2 separate regions of the Homo sapiens genome follow, and region 2 is linked to region 1. A link is a contact called in ENCODE Hi-C or POLR2A ChIA-PET data. All regions are on one chromosome and are shown on one strand. Each heading gives the region's core, a stretch centred on a gene start or an enhancer-like site at or near the end of the contact. The rest is flanking DNA. Distances are from core to core; before and after follow the strand shown.

Region 1 (2,604 bases), core at 105-2,604:
GTCGAAGCGGGCGGATCACCTGAGGTCAGGAATTCGAGACCAGCCTGACCAACATGGAGAAACCCCGTCTCTACTAAAAATGCAAAAATTAGCTGGGCATGGTGGTGGGCGCCTGTACTCCCAGCTATTTGGGAGGCTGAGGCAGGAGAATTGCTTGAACCCAGGAGACGGAGGTTGCAGTGAGCTGAGATCGCGCCACTGCACTCTAGCCTGGGCGACAGAGCGAGACTCCATCTCAAAGCAAACAAACAAATAAAAACAAAGTAAAAGTAAATTCCCCAGGCAAAGCTGATTATATTGCTGGGATAATCGACTTTGTCACTGCAGTCTCACTTGGTACTTTAAGAAACTCCATCTTGATCCTAGGTCTGGGTCGATCTGGGCGTTCCTGCTAATTTTCTGTTTTAAAAACCTAAAGCAATAAAAATGTTGATATTGACATTTATCATTTTTATCCTCGCCCTCTGCCTTGTTTTGCTGGGAGATCTGTTCCACTTGGCTGAGTTTAGGGAGGGCGGGGAAGCGGGGGAGAAACCGAGGCGCAGGGTGGAGAAAGGGAGAAGCCTTGCAGACTGAACACATGAGAAAACCTGGAGAAGGGATTCGCTGCTGCTTATTTCAGGGAAGAAAACCGAGAAGTGAAGCACAGAGGGGTCAGGTTCCGGGAGCGGCGGGAAGGTTGTAGGGGGCCCCAGGGCAGGTCCTGGAGCTCAGGCAGCCGGCACCGGGAGCCCAGCTCAGGCTGCGGGGTGCAACCGGGCAAGAGCGCTCGGGCTGCCGAAACGGGAGGAGATCAGAAAAAGGAGAGACATGGAAAAAAGGAGAGGAAGAGGAGCAACACTCAAGAGGGAAGGAAGAAGGCAGACACTGAGGAACGCCCGCAGGAACCCGCAGACAAGCAGAGAGCCGGGCTGCGCTGGGAGCGGGGCCCGCGGAAGGGGCGGGGCGCCAGGCGGCTCGAGGCCAATGGGAGGGCGGGCCGGGGCGAGGGCGGGGCACTAGGCGAAACGACGCCAATGGGAGGGCGGGCCGGGGCGAGGGCGGGGAATTAGGCGGTGCGAGGCCAATGGGAGGGCGGGCCGGGTCCTCTGGGCTGAGGCGGGGTGCCAGGCGGCACGAAGCCAGTGGGAGGGTGAGTTAGGGGCAGGGGCGGGGTCCCAAGCCAATGGAAGGGTGATACCGAGAGGGCGGGGCGCCAGGCGGCGAGAGAGCCAATGGGAGGCCGAGCCGAGGACCGCGGGCGGTGGGCCTCCCCCCGAGAGGAGGGAGACCCGGAAGGCGGTGGGGGCGGGGAGTGGAGCTGACAACCTGTCAAATCCACTTTGGGACGAACTAGGTCACGCGCTCCGCGGGTCGGGCACCCCCGCCCGCCAGGCACGGCCGCGGCTCCTTCCTCTTCCTGCCCGCGGTAGTGGGGGTGGGGCAGGCCTCGGGACACCTGCCTCCGCCGCCGGCCGCCGGCCGCCGTCCTCGCGCGGCTTCCCGGGCGGCTCTGCCCCGACCGTAGACTCCCGGCCCGCTCGCCGCGGCAGGAGCCGTGGTTCCGCGGACCTGGGCGCGCTCTCTCCCTGGCCACTGGGAGACCCCCCGCGGCCTCGCGGGGAAAACCTCGGGACTGCCCCGCGCCCCCGGCCGTCTCTGCGTCGCTCCTTCTCGCCCGCGACCGTGGACTCGTCCTCGCGAGCCTGGGTTGGCGGAAGCTGCGGGGGCCGGGGTCGCACTACTTGGCGCGGAAGGGCCGGCGGTGGGCGGAGGGATCCCCGTCCGCGGGGTGAGCCGCTGGGCGGAGCCGGGAGGAGCCGCGAGGATCCGCAGTGGGGAGCCGGGAGGAACCTGGCGCCGGCACCCACCCGCCGCGCCCACGCGTGCCGCGGTCGCTTGTTTCCCGCGGGAGCCCGGCCGCGCTCGGGGGGAGGCGCGCGCGCAGCTGGGGCTGCCTGGGTCTAGGAGCTCCGGAGCCACCGTTTTGTGCCCGTGGAGCCGCGGGGAAGGCGCACGCGCTCGGGTCTTCCCGGCGGGTCGTCCTGCACTTTCTCCCTCTCCGGTACGGACCGCGGCGTTCTGTTTCCAGGCAAAGGAAAATAAGTCAAAGACTCAGAAGGCAGCCTGAATCCAGGGCCTGGGATGCAGGGTTTGCTGGAACGCCAGCCGGTGCGATCGCGCCCCTGGGATTCCGCTTAGCCCGCGCGTCCATTTCCCTGCATGGTGGACTCAGTAAAGCCGGATCTGTCCAACGCCTGCAGCGTGGATGTGGAGGCGGACTAATCAACTAGTGCTCTGTTATTATTTCTACCCATCCCTTTTCTCCATGCTAATTTGCTTAGAACTTTAACATTGAATGGACAGCAAATGTCATGTTCTGTTTAATTATCACTCCTTGACCATTATGTTAATTTCTTTCCCTAACAAGGTGACGCATTGTTTTAAGTAACAATGACCAACTCATCTACTCTTCTTCCAAATTGTGTAAATTGAAGGGTAAAATGTGGGAAAACGCTAAATTTGAATGCTAAATTTGAACATTTCACACAACAATAATTTGAAATGCTTCTTTGCAATATTATGGCGTTTCGGAACAGATAAAAATACTTCATTTTCAGACAT
Region 2 (2,604 bases), core at 1-2,500, 4.7 Mb after region 1:
TGCCTTAGCCTCCAGAGTAGCTTGGACTACAGGCGTGCACCACCACACCGGCCTAAGTTTTGTATTTTATTAGAGATGGGGTTTCACCATGTTGGCCAGGCTGGTCTCGAACTTTTCACTTCAGGTGATCCGCCCGCCTTGGCCTCCCAGAGTGCTGGGATTACCGGCGTGAGCGACCGTGCTCGGCCGCAGGACGACTGTAGATGATATCGTATTGTGTGTTGAAATTTTGCTAAGAGAGTAGATTTTATGTACTCTTACCACACACACACAAAGAGGGTAGTCATTTCACAATGTCTCTATGAAATCATCATGTTGCACACCTTGTATACAACCAAAAATCAATTTTTAGAAATTGGTTTCAATCGTGTATGATATATATGTATATGCACATGTATATGAGATATTATGTATACGTATGTGTGGATATAAGACACATGTTTATGTATAGGTGGTCCCCAACTTAAAATGGCTCAACTTACAATTTTTTGACTTTGTGATGGGTTTATTGTAGCATTAAATACATTTTCAACTTACAATATTTTCATCTTACGATGGGTTTATCAGGACAAAGCCCCATGGTAAGTCCAGGAGCAAATATTTTTGCATACACAGGTATGTGTACATGATACATATTTATATGTATTGATGCTGTATCTATAGATGCATATGTGTGCTATGTATGAGGCAAATCTGCGCATGTCTGTGTACATGGTAAATATTTACGTCCGTCTGTGCGTGTCATAGACATAGAACAGGTGGGATGTAAACAGACGGGCTGGGCCTAGCTGCTCCTTTCCCGCCTCACTCGAGTCTGGCACCAGATTGGCCGCTCCCAGCCCGCTCCGGGTGCCGGCCCCTGCACCCCACCCTGCACCCCGCACCCTGCCCTGCACCCCATCCCGGCCCGTGCCTCGCACTCCACCTTTCCCGCACCCTGCCCCGCACCCAACACCTCCCGCGCCCCTCGCCGCGCTCCCCCAGCACGCACCAGGCCCCGCCCACTCCGCCGCGTGCCCAGCCCGCGTCACCGCCGTCCTCCCCAGGCTCCAGCGCGCCTTGCGGGGCCGCGCACGCTAGCGGAACCGCCGGGAAGAGCGCCGTGCCGTCAATGGCGGAGGCGCGCACGTCTGCAGGGCCGCGCACGTCTGCAGGGCCGCGCACGTCTGCAGGGCCGCGCACGTCTGCAGGGCCGCGCACGTCTGCAGGGCCGCGCACGTCTGCAGGGCCGCGCACGTCTGCAGGGCCGCGCACGCACTGACGGCTGACCGCCATCTTCCCTCCCGAGGCGGCAGTTCCAGGTGCAAGCGCCGGGTTTGCTGCCCGCTGGGCGCCCCTGCAGCGGCCCGAGCTGTGGCCGGCGTGGATGAGGGGCAGGCGAGGCAGGGCCGCCCCTCCAGTATTGCCGCCCCTCCCGCCCCAGGGCAGGGCTGGGAGGGTACAGCCCGGGGGCGGGCTCGGGTCGCCTCCCGGCCGCCGCGTCCTCGCTGCCCCGGGCCGGGCGGGCGGGCGCCGAGAGCCTCCCAGCCCGCCCCGTGCCCCGCCCGCCCGGCTGCTTCCGCGGCGGCGCTGCCCGCACATGGGCTAGGCTGCCAGGATGTTCAGCTTCGAAGGCGACTTCAAGACGCGGCCCAAGGTGTCCCTTGGCGGCGCGAGCAGGAAGGTGAGGGCCGGGCTGGCGGGGCGCCCTCGGCTCGGGGCCTGCGCGGCCGGGGCTCGGGGCTGGGACTCGGGGCTGGACTCGGGGCTGGACTCGGGGCCGAGACTTGGGGCTGGATTCGGGGCCTCCCTGGCGGGGACTCGGGGCTTCCTCGCCGGATCTCGGGGCCGCTCCGGCCGGGACTCGGGGTTGGACTCGGAGCCGAGACTTGGGGCCAGGACTCTGGCTGGGGCTTAGGACTGGACTCGGGGCCTCCCTGGCTGGAACTCGAGGCCGCGCCCGTGGGGGCCTTGCCTGTCCACTGCGCTTCGGGACCCGGGCGCGCTGGCCGTGGCTCCCTTCCATGCAGGAGGCCGGTGAACCCTGGCACGCTTTGTGCCACCCAAGGTGAACTTACCCTTTCTGGGTGTTTCCTTTCAGAAATGCGCTTTCCATGCTCGCTCCCGCATGGCATCAGGGAGTGGCTGCTTTTCGAATGCCACCTGAAGGGCGTTTTCGGTTGTAGAAGGTGAACGGCACGCATTTGCTGATGTCGATAATCTCTAAAGTAGAGGCAGAACGTCTCATGAATAGCCACGTGTTTGAATCCAAGACGAGGGCAATTATTTGCCACCAGCCTCCTGGAAACTGTGGAGAGACTCCGGACTTACATCTGTTGTGATCGACATTAAGTTGTTCGCATGGTAATTGTTTAGGATAAGGGTAGGCAAACCATGACGCCTCTGTTCTAGTCTAGAATTTCTAGCTGTCTGTCCCTGAAGACGGGCATCAGTTGGTTCACTGGAACCGCTAAGTCGTTGAACACTGTGTGGTCTTGTTCCCGCCCCTCCCTTCCCACCCCTTCCCATCATTTCTGAAATGTTCTTTAAAATGCTTCACCTAGTTTTTCTTGTCTATCAGTATATTCTGTATATCACAACCACCAGGTAGGCACATAACGCAGA

What was found. Hi-C counts contacts between places; a loop is a spot of excess contacts on that map. ChIA-PET counts read pairs that join two places held with the same protein, here RNA polymerase II (POLR2A). Pooled maps may share reads with other maps.
Region 2: a pooled map shows a loop between it and region 1 (15-fold over the local background). The contact joins the promoter of UBE3C here to the promoter of LINC01003 in region 1. A Hi-C loop is called at or near these places in 6 of 50 pooled maps. POLR2A ChIA-PET finds 5 or more read pairs at or near these places in 2 of 52 experiments (WTC11 and activated T-cell).

What each region holds. Positions count from the first base shown.
Region 1 is chr7:152,462,770-152,465,373 of GRCh38, forward strand. It overlaps LINC01003 (long intergenic non-protein coding RNA 1003), which reads left to right and starts at 1,355. Exons shown (of 1, transcript NR_027387.1): 1 at 1,355-2,604. RefSeq lists a silencer at 987-2,006 and enhancers at 1,279-1,780, 1,781-2,280.
Region 2 is chr7:157,137,676-157,140,279 of GRCh38, forward strand. UBE3C (ubiquitin protein ligase E3C) reads left to right here and starts at 1,251. Exons shown (of 23, transcript NM_014671.3): 1 at 1,251-1,663. The coding sequence starts at 1,598. RefSeq lists silencers at 743-1,092, 1,373-1,762, 1,813-1,882.